Linked DNA regions of Homo sapiens: region 2 is linked to region 1. The links are chromatin loops, found by intact Hi-C in ENCODE. Cell type or tissue: dorsolateral prefrontal cortex. All regions are shown on one strand.

Region 1 (8,000 bases):
GCCTGCAGGGCAGCAGGCATTGGCAGGAGAGGAGGTGAGAGAAGCCACAGGTCCCCATCCTGTCCCCAAGCACAGCCCTGAGCACGCTCAGGAAAGACCAAGGTAGGGAGCAGGGATCTGAGTCATCGAGCACCGTTCCACATGCCAGGGATGCAGGAGGGAGGAAAGGGCAGCCAGACGTCCTAGTAGCATGAAGGGACAGAGAGATAGTGAGGCAGAGATATATATAGACAGAAACAGTGTGATACAGAGACAGAGACACTGAGGCAGAGATATAGACAGACAGAGAGACACAGAAAGAGACTGAGAGAGAGAAAGAGACAGAGACAGAGAGAGGGGCAGCGAGGCTCCTGAGAAACTCTTCCCTTAGTCAGAGGGAGAGCATAGGGGGAAGGCGGGCGGGGGAGGGGGAGGAGTGTGAGGGAGGCAGTGGAAGGGGTGGGCTAGGCAGCATCCAGGCAGGGGTGAGGAGGTCCTGAGACAGCCGGGCAGGGCAAGTGCACCTGCTGTCACTCAGGGGCCACTTCTGCCGCCATGGTGAGGAGTCCTGCGGACCCAGCCTGGGAAGGCCTGGGAAGGCCTGGGAGATGCCACTGCAGGCTACAGGAGGCGTGACCTGCGGTGTGGTTTAAAAAGACCCACCCGCCGACCCGGGAGAGCTGGGTGGGAGGGAAGGTGGCTGTGGGTGAAAGGGCAGGAGGGAGCCTTCGGTGATGGCTGTTCTGCATCTGGCTGTGGGTGCTTGTGGTGGAATTGTCTAGAATTCAACGTGCCCACACACACAGACCAGTGCACAAAAAACTGAAGCCAGAACAAGGCTCGTGGTGTATTGGTGGGATGTCCCGGCTGTGCTACTGCACTCCAATTTTGCAAGATTCTCCTGCTGTGGGGAACAGGGCAGGGTACACAGGGTCTCTCTGTACCATCCCTCGCCATTGCCTGTGAGCCCATAACTCTCTCAAAATGTATTTTAAGCATCCCATCACTGGCACATGGAGAAGAGGATGTAACAGTCTACGTGGATGCCTGGAGATGAGGCAGCTCTGCAGGAGACCAGGACCTGGGCGGGAAGGGCATGTGGAAAAGGGGTCAAGGGTAACACTGGGACCCATGGGGACTGTGGGCAGATGGGCAGAGAGAGTGGGGCTTTGGAGAAGCAGGGACAGGGTGGCTGCCAGGGGCTTTCACAGGCAAGAAGAGAGAGGGAAACAGGTTTCCACCCAGGGTGCCCAGTCCCAGGGCTGTGTCGCCCCAGACTCCAGCTGAATTCCCCCAAAATAGCAAGGTTTTGTGTGGAAATTAACCGAACTTATAACTTTGACAGGTCATTTGAGTGTGGGAACAAGGCTAGTTTGCCAAAATGATTCTTCCCTCTTTAATTAAAATCTTTTATGAACTGCCAAGCTAATACCTTCCCCTAAGACAGACAAGATAATGAGCCCACATCCATCAACCCAGGCCGGCAGCCATCCACAGAGACCGGGGTGGGCTCAGGAGAGGGGAGCCAGCCCCCACAGACACCCCGTGCTCTCGCTTCAGGGACAGCCCCAAACGCAGGCAGGAGTCCCTTCAGGACACACATCAGCCCTGTCAGAAAGTCCCTGCCAGAAACAGCGTGGCTCAGCAAGTGGCCTCCAGCCCAGCACTTTGCAGGTTGCAATGTCCCCCACCACTTCTACTGCCATGCACTCGGAGAGGCCACAGGGCCACCTGAAGGGCAGGGCCCGGTCCCAGTGGGTCCCAACTTGCTCTCTCGGTCACTGAGTAGGGCGGGTTTTAGAGGCCAACAGGAACCACCCCCTAGGCCCCAGGAGCCTCTGTTAGGACCATAGCCATTAGCACAGACAGGGCACCAGGCAGGGACAAAGGCCCAACACAGCCCAATCCAGACCCAGCCCTCCCTGACACAGGGGCAGGCTCTGGTAAGAGACTGTCTACCAGCCTGGTTCACCCCTCAGTGGCGGCCCTAACCCCATCTTTATTTCACTTCATTAGAAACATTTCAAACACAGACAAGCATAGGGACACACACAACAAGTGCCCAAGTGTACACCAGCAGCCTATAACCACACCCCTCCTAACCCCTTATATAATACCTATGAGTCTACACTGACAGAATGATCAAATAGATGAGTAAATGCAGAGAAGGCTGTGTGCAGTGGCTCATGTCTGTAATCCCAGCATTTTGTGAGGCCAAAGTTGGAGGATCAGGAGTTCAAGACCAGCCTGGGCAACATAGCAAAACCCCGTCTGTACAAAAAATACAAAGAAATTAGCCAGGTGTGATGATGGCTGTGGTCCCAGCTACTTGGGAGGCTGAGGTGGGAGGATCGCTTGAGCCCAGAAGGTCGAGGCTGTAATGAGCTGTGTTCGCACCACTGCACTCCAGCCTGGGTGACAGAGAGAGACCCTGTCTCCAAAAGAAAAAAAAATGGAGAAAAGAGATGAATATGCAGAAGTCTCCACGCAGAACCCAGCAATTTATGGGCTCCTCCCCCTCAGGGACACTCATTCAGCGTAGGCTGCACACAGGGACTTCCAACGACACCCTATAGAAGGAGGGAGAAAGCAGAACTGGGGTGGAGACGTGCGAGGTGACCAAGGTCAGCGCCGCAGCCAGAAGGCGTGTCAGCAGCGTGTAGCCTCGATGTGATGGGAGGGGGGCGGCGCCTTGCCTCTGCGGGCTTCCTCCCAAAACACCGCTGCCCCAACCTGACCATGAGAAAACCCCAGTCGAGAAAGAGCCTTCAAAATACTCTCACACCGTCACGATCACCAGAGACAAGGAGAGTCTGAGAAATGCTGCCGCCAAGGAGCGTGAGCAGACGGCGACCCGGTGGGATCCTGGGACAGAAAGGGGACCTCAGCTGTATGGACTCTAGCTAATAGTAACGTGTCACTATTTGTTCGTTCATTAGAACAAATGCACGTCGCCTGTGCAAGATGTTCACGGGGGGAGGCAGCAGGGGTTGTAATAAGAACTCCGGACTAGCTGCTCATTTTTTCTGTAAATGTAGAACTGTTCTAAAAATAAAGCCTATTGGTGTTTTAAAAACCCGAACCTCAACTGTCCCCAAGGTCCCTTGGCTCCCCTCTTCGAGGGGACGCAGAAGGTTCACTAGGGCTAAGGAACAAAAAATTCCTGGGGAGGGCCGACTCTGGGGAAGCGAGGCCAGGCCTGCGACGCCCTGCGGCTCGAGTGCTGGGGCCCAGGCCCGGTGGCTGCAGCGGCCAAGCCGGCCCAGGCTTGGGGAGGCGGGCAAGGCGCCCCAGTGAGCTGGGGCTGGGGCTATGCCAGCTCCGCTCCCTTCTCTGGCCCAGGTCGCAGCTCGGGCAGGACGGGACAAGTGTGTCCCCCGCACAACCGTGCACCCCGGGCCAGGATGCAGCGCCCACCCTGAGGCCGCTCGGACCCCAACCAGACAGACCCCCGGGTCCCCGGGGACGAGGGGGCAGGGCTCCAGGTGTCCAGGGATCCGCCCTGCTTCCCGGCAGCCGCCACTCCCAGCACGGCCGCCCCCAAGCCTCAGGCGCTGGTTTCCCAAAGGTCCCGGCCCCCTCGAGCTTGGAAAGGCTCGGCAGCCGCAGGCAGCGGGGCGGGGCTCTGAGCCGGACCCTGTGGGCCCTGCCCCGGCCACGCAGGCACCGCGGACTCCACTCCGCTCCCGCAGGTAGAGCACGGTGCGTGCAGGCAACGCCCGAGCCGGCCGCAGCACCAGGTGAGCCCCGCACACGTGTGCAGGCATGCGCCCCCGGCTTGGCGCGCCCCCGAGACGTTCCAGCCGCTTCGTCTGCGAAGGAGGCCCGGACAGGCCGGCCGCGCGCCCTGGACCCAGCACACGGCGGGGCGCGCGCTCCGGCACCCGCGGGCTTACTCTTGCGCTCTCCTCGGTCCTCGCACGCCCCCTGGCGCCAGGAGACCGCCCCTGCAGAAGGCGAGGTCGGGCTGAAGCGCGGTGCGCAGCGCCCTCGCGTGGACACGCGCCGCCACCGCCCGCCGCCGAGGTCTGCAGCCGACGTGGCCTACCTGGGACTTGCCGCGCGCTGACCTCGATGGTGCAGCAGCGACCAGGGTACGAGGGCACCATGGACCGTTTTGCATACGTGGAAACTGAGGCTTTCGAGGTCCTGGAGATGGTGCATTGACTCCGCATATGACAGTAGATTCAGTTCGCGCCCCGGCCTTGTCCCTCCAAATTCACACAAGGCCGCAGCGGCAGCAAAGCTCCCAGTTGGCGCGGGGCCCTGGACATCACCTGCCGTCGCTGGCCCCGGGGTGTCCCTGCAGCCCCAACGTCCAGGGCACTCTGGGACCCAGGACAGGGACCCGACCCAGCCAGGCAGGGCTCGTGACCAGCTCCTACCCTGGCGTCTGGTTCCAGGGCTGCTGGTTCCTGCACGCGCCCTCCCCAGTAGCACCACCTGGACCCTGGCACCAGGGGCTGCGTACCTCCCCGGATGCGTGGGGCAGACCCCTCCAAAAGGGATGTGCACAGGCCGCCCCCAGGAGTGCGTGCCCGGAGCCTGAGCAGCCCTTCCCGGCCTGGACCCCCGATCCCACCCCTGTGTGCCCCAGGGCCCCGGGGAAGGGACAGAAACAGGGTGGGAAGCAAGAGGGGCAAACGTGAGCGGGGCGATCTGTCCCCTGAAGCTGCCAAGACCCAGGACTTTCTAAATTCACAAGGCAGCCTTCCCGGTCACTGGTAGGTGTATTTGTCAAGGTAAGAGGACAGAACAGTTTAATGTTTGTTCGCTTGACTTAAAACTTCCAGTATTTGCGGCCGGACGCGGTGGCTCACGCCTGTAATCCCAGCACTTTGGGAGGCCGAGGCGGGCAGATCTCGAGGTCAGAAAATCGAGACCATCCTGGCTAACAGGGTGAAACCCGGTCTCTACTGAAAATACAAAAAATTAGCCGGGCGTGGTGGCGGGCGCCTGTAGTCTCAGCTACTCGGGAGGCTGAGGCAGGAGAATGGCGTGAACCCGGGAGGCGGAGCTTCCGGTAAGCCGAGATCGCGCCACTGCACTCCAGCCTGGGCGACAGAGCGAGACTCTGTCTCAAAAAAAACAAAACAAAACAAAACAAAAAACTTAGTGTTTGCACACGGCATGGGAGGATTTCTATCTGAACTGCTGCTCCCAGGGTGCCCACGGCGACCTCACCCTCTGGAGACCCAGGTAACGGATCCGCCGTAAGAACCCAGCGGGGTGGGTGCTCCCGCCCGCGTCAGACCTGCCTTCAGGGAGAATCCGTCCCCCACCCCAGGCCTAAGCACAGCGCTTGCTGTGATCCGGGAGAAGCAGGATCCGGAGCCTGGTAATGAACCCTGGCTGAGCCACTCGCCCCTTGGATAAGAGCTTTGGCAAATTCCTGAGCTTGTTTCCCCACCAACAAAAATAACCCCCAAAACGCCATCGTGCTGGGGGGCCCTCGGGTTCTAAATAGGCACCGCGCTTCGGGCAGGGCATGGCCTTCACGGTGGGCTGCTCCTGTGGTGCCAGCGTTCTCTCTCCTTCTGGCAAAGCCGGTCCTGGGCACCTCCTCACCCTCTCTGCCTACCATTAGGACCAATATGGGCCCATCCACAGCCCAGCACTCCACCCTGCACCCAGTGCTGTCCCTGGACACCCAGAGGAACATGTCTCCCTCCCAAGCCACAGGAGCCAATTCACTGACTCCTCACACCTCATAGGGGTTAAGAGGGCAAACTGCAGCCAGGAGGCCCAGAGTCAAATCCCAGGTCCAACAGGTACTATGACCAGGAGCAGTGTGCTTCACCCATGCCTCAGTTTCCCCATCTGTCAAATGGGGCTGAAGATGCCTACCTCATAGGGTTGTGGTGAGAATTAAATGACTTAATACATGTCAACTATTCATGACAGCACCTGTTTGCTGTGGTGGTTTCAGCATCAGGTGGAGAGTATGTCCCTGCAGGAATGCACCTAGAACAAGGGGTCACAGGTGACCGGGTGTGTGTTTCTCTAGCGAGCAGTTCGGAGCAAGTTCAAAGAAGATCATGGCTAAGGTGAGTGGCCCTTTAACAGAATCTCCGGGAAAGGAGAACCCTGGGGTCAGGGCCTGAGTTCCCCGACCTCCTTCAGCCACACTCCTTGAAGCAGGGCTGGCCTTCCAGGCCTGCCACCTGTGCGGTCCCATGGGGCCCTGCACTCAGAAGGACCACACTCAGTTTCACGTTCTGCTTTCGTCATCTCGAAATTCTTAATAATTTTATCTGAACTCGTGCTGTTAGTGCAGGGGCACCACAGAGCATGTGGGTGAGCAGAGAACTGGCTACTCCTTGCCACCCGGCTAACATGCAGGGTTCGCGATGCGCCAGAAGCAGCGTTCCAGTGGGCCTCAGCATCGGAGGTGACAAGACTCAAGGCGAGGGCAACATCAGCATGTAACCAGCTACGACAGGACAGCTGGAGCTGACAGCCCTGGCACCACGCTTTCCAATCACATGAGAACTTGCTTCCAGCCCAGAAAGAGAGCAATTGCATTCTAAGAAACACGGATGACGGAGGAAGCCATCATATCCTCTCTGCCTTGTCTCTTGCCTGTACTAGCCAACTACTCACACTGAAGATGACACAGAAGGCAGGCAATGAGAGGGCAACCCACAGCTCCTTCTCTCTCATGGTAACCTTAGCCTTAAGGCAGCATTCGCTGAGGGAATGTGCATGGATCAAGAGCATTTCCTTTTGTGCAGTGCCTCCAGCATCCTGGCAGAAGCTGAGATAGACATAGATGGGCCAGCTCAAGTATCCCACACACAAGTTAAATGCTCTTATATTTGCATTTGAAATTGCCACTACACAGTGCAAAGAAAAGCAGAAACATTCATGTTAATAACTTAATGTTCTAATTTTTCTTTAGAATATTAAGTAGCAAATAATACACACCCGGGGAAAAACCTTTATATCTTAGCACCTCCAACAGCACTTTTTGCCTGCTTTCTGAACAAGCTCTAAAATTTATAAACCTGGACCTGCACGCAGGCCCTGCCCAGCAATATAGGAGGCTCCTTCCCTGGCAGTGGCCCGGGAAACAGCACAGTGCCACAGCCCCGATGGGAACCCAGGGCTCCAGTGCTTAGCTGCAGGAGGAGGGCAAAAACCTGCCGTCACCCCACAGCATGCCCAGCGGGGTGTTATTTTCAACAGGAACATGCTTTCTTACACTTAAGTGTGTGAAACTACACACGCTTCCTGCACCTCAGTGCACAGGGTTCCGGGATGAAGACAAAATGCTGGCATGGAGGCTGCCCCAGAAAATCCAGCCCGCTAACCGTGGGCCACCACCTCCCATCTCAGCCTCTCCACTCAGGACCGTCCCTGCCAGATCCTATGCTGCTTCTCATCAGCAACTTCGGACAGCCAAGCGTGCTGCACATGGGACACGCTCCTACCCACCAGGAGCCTTTGATTCTGGGATAAGACTCCTGGCATGAGGAAGACCCGCAGATCCTCCCTACCTGCACCCACCAAGGGCAAATGCCCTGGAACCTTCCTCCAGACCTAAGGGCAAAATAGAGGGATATGCTGGGGCTCAGAAAATGATACCCCAAGGCCTGTGGTTTTGGCACACTGAGGAACTGCAGGACACCGGAAGGGCCTCAGAGGCAAGGGCTCTCTGACCCTCTGGCCCCTTCCCTTGCCCGCACCCCACCACCCCTCAAGGTAGGCCACGGAAAGTAGAATGCCTCTTCCCCAGTGCAGGTCATAGAAACCAGAACCCCTCTCCTGCGAGGCCAGCCATAAAACCTAGAAATACGGCCAGGCTCTGTGGCTCACGCCTGTAATCCCAGCACTTGGGAGGCTGAGGCAGGCGGATCACTTGAGGTCAGGAGTTTGAGACCCACCTGGCCAACATGCCGAAACCCCGTCTCTACTAAAAATACAAAAACTAGCCGGGCATGGTGGCACACGCCTGTAATCCCAGCTACTGTGGAGGCTGAGGCAGGAGAATCGCTTGAACCCAGGAGGCAGAGGTTGCA
Region 2 (8,000 bases), 1.8 Mb before region 1:
TTGGGTGGTGATTGTGGCATTATTTTCCTTTGTGTGAAATGTTTGCCACTAGTATTGGTGCTTCACCCTTTTTTTATAATTCTGAGGTGCCAGGGCATCAGTGCTGCCACGTGACGGGCAGTGCCGGTGCTGACAGAGGGCTTCCTTCAGCCTCAACCCCTTTGTCTCACATCTTTGTCTTTGCCTCTGATTCTCCCAGGTAGTGTGCAAATGTGCAGCATTTACAAGAGCAGTCATCGGTGGGGCTCTCCCCAAAGTCTCTGTCCATCTGTCTCTTTTACAGCATGATCGGCATGTGTAAAATGTGGATAATGATTCCTGTCACTTCCTACCTCCAGAGGTGGTTGTAGGGACAAGGATTTGTAGTAGATAAGAAAGGTCAGGCATGGTGGCTCACTTCTGTAACCCCAGCACTTTGGGAGGCCGAAGTGGGCAGATCACCTGAGGTCAGGAGTTCGAGACCAGCCTGGGCAACATGGCAAAACCCCATCTCTACTAAAAATACAAAAATTAGCCAGGCATCTGTAGTCCCAGCTACTGGGGAGGCTGAGGCAGGAGAATCGCTTGAACCCAGGAGGCGGAAGTTGCAGTGAGCCGAGATCACACCACTGCACTCCAGCCTGGGCGAAGAGTGAGTGAGACTGTCTCAAAAGGCACGATGGCGCATGCCTGTAATCCCAGCACTTTGGGAGGCCAAGGTGGGTGGATCATGAGGTCAGGAGTTCGAGACCAGCCTGGCTAACACAGTGAAACCCCGTCTCTACTAAAAAATACAAAAAATTAGCCGGGCGTAGTGGTGGGCACCTGTAGTCCCAGCTACTCGGGAGGCTGAGGCAGGAGAATGGCGTGAACCCGGGAGGCGGAGCTTGCAATGAGCCGAGATCGTGCCACTGCACTCCAGCCTGGGTGACAGAGCGAGACTCCATATCAAAAAAAAAAACAAAAACAAAAACAAAAACAAAAACAGTAATAGATGAGAAAGCGCTTGAGCTGTGGAAAACTGTGCAGGAAATAGTCATGCCATCCAAATCTATCCTGGAGCCTTCCTGTCCCCTGAAGATGTTGGAAAAGGTGCCTTGAATTCATGCCTCGTGGAAGCACAAAGCATGCTTCAGCCTTTTTGGTTTCTGAGACTCGTGTGTCTAATGATCACTCTACCACGGGGCTTGTGACTGAGGGTGTGGTCGTGTTGTTGGTTCCATATCACAATCCTTTTTTGATAACCTCATTCCTCTATCGTTTCCAACCCAAATACAAAATTTTCATGGGAAGGAGAGATTTGCTAAGGATCCGACAATAATAACCGCACAGGCAATCTTAGGCATCTTTGCTCCTGGAAAGGCCGTTGGCCTCTACCCCACTGTGCATGCATCCCCCTTCCTGCTCCCTCCCACCTCACTTCCTTCTCACCTCTCTCTAAGACCACCCTCTAAAACTCCAAATATTCTGGGTTATATAGAGGAGTGTTTTGTGAAATGTGGTCCACACACCCCAGGTGTTCACGTTAGGTTGGGAGGGGAGGTTTGCTTGGTAACCGAAGATGCCTAGACCTCAGCAAAGACCCACGGTCATGATGTGAATATCCGCTGGGATCGTTATAAAAATAAACATTTGTCTTATATTTTTATTAGATTATTTGAACGAACCCTTTCATAGAACGATGAAAATGATGCTAAGGGCTGGGCGTGGTGGCTCATGCCTGTAATCCCAGCACTTTGGGAGGCCGAGGCGGGCAGATCACCTGAGGTCGGGAGTTCAGGACCAGCCTGGCCAACACAGCAAAACCCTGACTCTATTAAAAATACAAATATTAGCTGGGCGTGGTGGCGGGTGCCTGTAATCCCAGCTACTCGGGAGGCTGAGGCAGGAGAATCGCTTGAACCCGGGAGACAGAGGTTGCAGTGAACCAAGATCGCGCCATTGCACTCCAGCCTGGGCAACAACAGAGTGAGACATTGTCTCAAAAAAAAAAAAAAAAGAACAAAAGAAAATGCTGTTAAGATTTTTTAAATCTCCTTAAACTCATCAGAGAAGTGATGAGACGGCAAGGACTTACTAGGCCAAAAATCTAAATCGAAGCAGGAACAAGATGGGTGGGCTGAAGACGGCAGCTCTTTTTACTACGGGGGCATTCACCTGCCCCAGTGTACTTAAGCATAGTTCTTAATGGTCTTTCAGGGCAAGAGGCACAAGAGTAAAACGCCAAGCCAGTGGGGAGTGTCGGAGGAAGCCCTCTCTCCATAAAACTGAGAACCCCAAAGGCTACACCCCGAGGGTAAGGGTGAATCAGAGGTAACACCCCCCAACCCCACATCATCAAGGGATGGCAAGACAAGCGGGGCAGGGGCAGGAGAAAACCCTTTTCAGAGAAGACAGAGGCATGAGCCAGCCACGTCCAAAGCTGCATCACACGGGTGACCTGGATCACACCCATGACCGAGAACTCTTTAAGCCTGTAATTTAATGTAATTAATGTAAAGTGGTCCCAGATTACCACGGCCCCTGGGCGCCTGGAAGAAGCAAATGCCAGCCTCTTTAGAGGGACAGCTTCGTGCAGGGCTCACAGGACACCTACAAGCAATTTTTCAAGGACAGCTGAAAACAATCATGACACAGAAAATAAGGTATTATGGGAGTGAATCAGATAAGAAGAAAAACAGGAGAAGAAATAGGAGGGGGTGGGTGGGAAGGAAAAGACAGACAGACCTAGAAAGACTTCAGATATTCAAACTACCAGACAAAGATATTAAAACTATGCACACTATGATTAGAGACATGAAAAGCAAGACGAAATTTTCTGGGGAAAGACAGGAACTGTATAAAATAGACTAGCATATTTGAAAAGCAACTCAATAGAATTTCTGGAAATGAAAAAATATAATAATCAAAATTAAAAACCAGGTTTAACAACAAATTAGCCACAGCCAAAGAAAGAATTAGTGAACCATAAAACAGGTAGAAGAACCCAGAAGCAACCCAGAGATACAAAAAATTAAAAATCAGAAAGAGAGGTTAAGAGAGATGGAGAACAGAGTAAAAAAAAAAAAAAGTTTAATATATGTTCAATTAGTGTTCCAGAAGAGATCAGACAGGAAATAGCCAGAAGCAATATCTGAAGAGGTAACAGTTGAGTCTTTGATGTACTGGTAAAAGAAATGGGCTGGGTGCGGTGGCTCATGCCTGTAATCCCAGCACTTGGGAGGCTGAGGTGTGCGGATCATGAGATCAGGAGTTCGAGACCAGCCTGGCCAACATGGTGAAACCCTGTCTCTACTAAAAATACAAAACTTGGACCAGGCATGGTGGCTCACGCCTGTAATCCCAGCACTTTGGGAGGCCGAGGCGGGTGGATCAGAAGGTCAGGAGTTCAAGACCAGCCTGGCCAACGTACTAAAAATACAAAAATTAGCTGGGCGTGCTGGTGATCCCCCATAGAATCTTCTAGAGACGCAAACCCCATGGCACCGCCTCTGCTGGTAAACCTCCAGTGGTGTCTCATTATCCTCTGGTTTAGTCCAAAATGCTTCCCAAGGCCCACAGGGCCCCCCGAGACAGCATTTGCTGATTCTGCTCCACAGAAAATGAACGGGTTTCACTTTCTCAAACCCTCCTATTTTTCCGTAGACTCCGGACCCTGGAGCATGTTCCTCACGGGAAGAAGAACGGTCTCCCTCCTGCGTTCCGGACTCAGCGTCGCCTCCTTGGGGATCCTTGAGGGGATGGGCAGTGACTCAGTGGATGAAGCCGCACTTCGTTGCATTCAGTTTCAGAAAACACGGCACTGTTTCTGGATCAGGCTCTTCAAGGGACACGCACTCCCCAAGCCGCATGACCAGAGTATCCACAGAGGCGAGTGAGTCTCCACCTGGCCCTGCTGCCCCTTCTGGCTAGTCCCTGCCCTTACTCTCCCAGAGGCACCCATTTTTTCTGATGATTTTCCCCATAGATTAGTTGAGGGGAGCTTCGCATCCATGCAATCCGTGTGCTGTTCTGTGGAAGGTTTCCAAATTGCCACGCGCATCAGTGGCGTGCTCTTATTTATTGCTGGAGATTGTTCTCTTGTACAAATTTGCCACGGTGTATGTATCTATTCTCCTGTTGAAGGACACCCGTCTGCTTTCCAGTTTGGGGCTATTACAAATAAAACGGCTGTAAACGTCTTCTTGCGCACAGCCTCCTGTCACGGGCACGCTCTTGCGACTTTCAGGTCTCCCAACCGTGGACAGCAGAGGGCGTCGGCGAGCCAGCGAGCGGAAGCCAAGCGTCCAGAGCGCCAGGCTGTCTCGGAAGAGGAAGCTCAGTGACCACCTTCTCAGGAATAGATCCAGGAAGAAAGGCGTCAGCATATTCCAGATATTAAGGAACTTTGTTCGATACGACAATTTCTTTTTAGAGACAGGGTCTCCATATGTTGCCCAGGCTGGTCTTGAACCCCTAAGCTCCGGTCCTCCAGCCACGGCCTCCCAAAGTGCTGGGATCACAGGTATGCACCACCATGACTGGCAGACAGTTCATTTTTTTGAGGTGGAATCTCGAACTGTTGCCCAGGCTGGAGTGCAGTGGCTTGATCTTGGCTCACTGCAACGTCCGCCTCCCGGGTTCAAGGGATTCTCCTGCCTCAGCCTCCCGAGTAGCTGGGATTACAGGTCCCTGCCACCATGCCCAGCTAATTTTTTGTATTTTTAGTAGAGACAGGGTTTCACCATGTTGGCCAGGCTAGTCTTGAACTCCTGACCTCGTGACCCACCCACCTCGGCCTCCCAAAGTGCTGGGATCACAGGTGTAAGTCACCGCGCCTGGCCAACAGATCTTAATTATCAGGGAGCTGGTTATTGCAGGAATCATGACCAGTGGCCCAAGTGTGGTAGGTTTCATCACCAGCAGGGAGGCCCCACATGCGGGATGTGGTGAGTGACAGGGCAGGGGAGCAGCAGGGGAGGCCCTCACGCCCTGCAGGCCTCACTGCTGCTGCCCATGGGGCCACACTCAGAAAACGCCGTGCTGCTGGGCTCCCGCGGCGTCTCTCACAGGATGCAACCCAGATGCTGCGGCGCAGAGATCCTCTGACACGTTCTTCCTGGTCCACTCTGCGGGGGACGTCCTTGGACCACCAGCACCGCCCCTTAGCGTTCCTACAGCCTCCGGATCTCACCCGGGCCTTGGGTCCTGGGTGTGGCTGTGTCCCTCCCAAGTGTCCTCTGCTGGAAGCCACTTTCGACGCTAAAATGGAAAGCAGAGTGGTGGGCAGGAGGGCATCAGATGCCGACAGACTGGTTCCAGCAAGAGTGGAGTGACTTGGTTCACAGTGCGGCTTCCAGAGTCATCGAAACCTTGTTTAAAATGCAGAGTCCGGCCCCCTCCCCAGTAATCCTGAGGTCTGGGCTGGGACCTGGGAATTGGTCATTTGAACTCGCTGACCAGGCCACATGCAGCAGGTTAGGAAGCTGCAGGTCTGAGCGCCTGATGAGTGTGGGTTGGAGAGGGCAGGTGTGGGGTCCTGAGCGACCAAAGGGACCCACAGGGGACGGGGAGCAGGCAAGGAGTGCCACGTGGGTTGGCCAGCCTGTTCCCACCAAGGCCAGCGCCCGGCACTCACTGTCATAGTGCCAGACACACTGCCCTTTGTTCTGGATCCCCCTCCACCAACACCTCTTCCACCCACCCCACCCTCTCCCCGGTGATGAGCACGTGCTAGGCTCACACGTGCTGTGTGGAGACATCTCTCCTCCCAGCCCTCCCAGGCCCCGAGCCTCAAGCTCTCCTGCAGCCGCCCCTGTGCACCTGGGCGTCTCTCTGCAATGCCTGCCTCTCCCGCACCTGGACCCACACCACACAGCAGCCGTGCAGCCTGTGCCCACAGCACTGCCATGGCATCCATCAGAGAGAGGAGGCCCAATGGGATAGATTGAGGAGGGCCAAGTGTGACACCTTAATGACATGTTCATTTCTGGCAGCAGCAGCATCTCAAAGTGCCCTGTAAATGTGGGCATCAAACCCGAGGCAGGACAGGTAGTCAAGGAAGTGACCAGGTCCTCGGGGCATGGCGACCATGGTGACCGTACGGTCGACACAGCAAGCCTCAGCATTGGCAGTGTAATGGAGCTCATTTGAGCACAGCTATCTTCAGTAGGGACCTTCCCCTCTGGAGAGCACGCGCACTGTGAGCTTACCTGTCCTCACACCGACCCTGGCGTTGAAGACGCTAGTGAGACAGGCGACGTATGAACAAGCGTGGACGGGTACTGCGCGTGCGCACCTGGAGGAGCACCCGGAACAAGCTTCCCAGCAACGCCTCTCGCACCTCCTCATGCGTAATCATGGAAGACTCCCATAGAGGGAATCTCCCTCCTTCCAGTCTTTGCCGTCTCATCCTCATGAGCAGCCGACCCCGAATCCTCTCTTTCAGAGTGTACTGCCCATTCTGCACCAAACTTTTCTCATATTATTTTTCTTTTGCACTAAATCACTATACATGCCGCCTCCTTTGCTGTGTGTCTCTTGCTTAAACTCCCTTAAACTAAGAAGACAAGAACTGAGATCTCACAGCAACCATCAACTAAACTACCCATCAAGTTGGCCCCCAAAGCTGCTGAGCCCTGAGAGAAGCCTCAGGGGAGCACGATGAAGTCTGTCCTGTGAAGACACGAGTCCCTTAGAGAACGCGCACACCCGGCAGATCAGTGGTAACAAGGGAGCAGGTGCTCAGTGAGTCTCTAGGCAATGACCGCTGCAGCATCTGGAGGAGAGTGTGAGCCCGAGGTCTGGGCCAGGCTTGGGAGGACTCAGGAGGCAGAGAGAAGAGCCAGGGCACTGGGGCCAGGCTTGGAGACGAGAAGAGCAGGAAGAGCTCGGCAGAAGAGGGCTGCCTAAGAGAAGAGCTCGGCAGAAGAGGGCTGCCTAAGAGACACAGGTGGAGGTTGAGCTCCTGGGTTTTTACCCAGAGGAACTGGAAACGTGTCCACACAAAACCTGCGCGTGGATGTTTACAGCAACTTTGTTCATACTCACCAAAACTTGGAAGCTGCTGGGATGTCCTTCAGCAGGTGAGTGGAACCATCAGTTGTGATTCATCCCATCAAGTGTGGTTCAGGGTTAGAAAGAAATGAGCTATCAAGCCAGGAAAAGACATGAAGGACCCTTAAATGTACATTACTCTGTGAAAGAAGTCAATCTAAAAGGCTACACACTGTATGATCCCAACTCTTTGACATTCCAGAAGAGGCAAAACTATGGAGACAGTAAAAAGATGAGTGGTTGCCAGGGGACAGGGGAGGGAGGGAGGGAGGAACAGGCAGAGGATAGAGGACTTGGGGCAGTGAAAGTGCTCTGCGTGTTACTGTCGTGGGGGATACATGTCATTACACATCCGTCGAAACCCATAGAATGTCCAACACCAAGAGTGGACCCTAACGTGGACTCTGGATGATAGCGATGATGGCAGAGGCGGCCCATCTGGAGCGGTGGCTGCCATCATGCTGGGTACAGTGGGGAGGTGTGGCTGGGGCTGCATATGGGCTGCACACTCCACAGAGCCGGCGGGAGCCAGGGACAAGTGGGATCCCTGCCCCTTCTGAGTTGATCCCTGCCCCTTCTGAGCAGGAGCTCTGTAGGTGCAGCCACAGCCAGCCAAGTTGTGGCTGCAGACCGGAGCCTGCCACTACAAGGAGCAGACAAGAGCCCTGCCCACCCCCATCAGGCACAGCTGCAGCTGCCCAAGTCATGGCTGCAGACCTGGGCCTCCCTGTGTTCTTAGGGGGACTGGAGCAGGCAGGAGCCCCGCCCTCCCAGGCTCAGCTGCAGCCACCCAAGTCACAGTTGTAGACCTGGGCCTCCTACTCCATGGAGAAGGCAGGAGCCCTGCGGCCCCCACCCTCCAGGCGCAGTTGCAGCCGCCCAAACTGTGGCTGTGGACCCAGGCATCCCTGCACTCTTGGGGGCCCAGGAAGGCATCCCCCTGCCCTCACAGGCTCAGAAGTGCCTGCTCCCACTGCCTGGCTTCT

Evidence for each region. Hi-C counts contacts between places; a loop is a spot of excess contacts. Peaks named below come from ENCODE experiments on the same cell type or tissue, not always from the same donor. Only the 100,000 strongest peaks of a DNase experiment are listed, where the experiment ranks them.
Region 2: a loop joins it to region 1, with 4 times the contacts of the local background. A loop is called at or near these places in 2 of 110 quality-filtered maps.

Annotation. Positions count from the first base shown.
Region 1 is chr10:130,186,222-130,194,221 of GRCh38, reverse strand. LOC124902561 reads right to left here. Exons shown (of 2, transcript XM_047426136.1): 2 at 1-8,000. The coding sequence starts at 4,154. The coding sequence ends at 2,997. Among named protein-coding and RNA genes, the nearest start is that of GLRX3, 54 kb to the right of the region's middle. RefSeq lists silencers at 3,554-3,673, 3,724-4,053 and an enhancer at 3,895-4,395. In dorsolateral prefrontal cortex, CTCF peaks have their summits at 3,716 and 3,943 (motif pointing left); DNase peaks (open chromatin) are centred at 2,621, 3,911 and 5,351; H3K4me3 peaks cover 832 bases; H3K27ac peaks cover 653 bases.
Region 2 is chr10:132,019,473-132,027,472 of GRCh38, reverse strand. No RefSeq gene overlaps it. Among named protein-coding and RNA genes, the nearest start is that of BNIP3, 42 kb to the right of the region's middle. RefSeq lists an enhancer at 7,348-8,000. In dorsolateral prefrontal cortex, CTCF peaks have their summits at 4,018 and 4,222 (motif pointing right); a DNase peak (open chromatin) is centred at 4,232; H3K4me3 peaks cover 1,240 bases.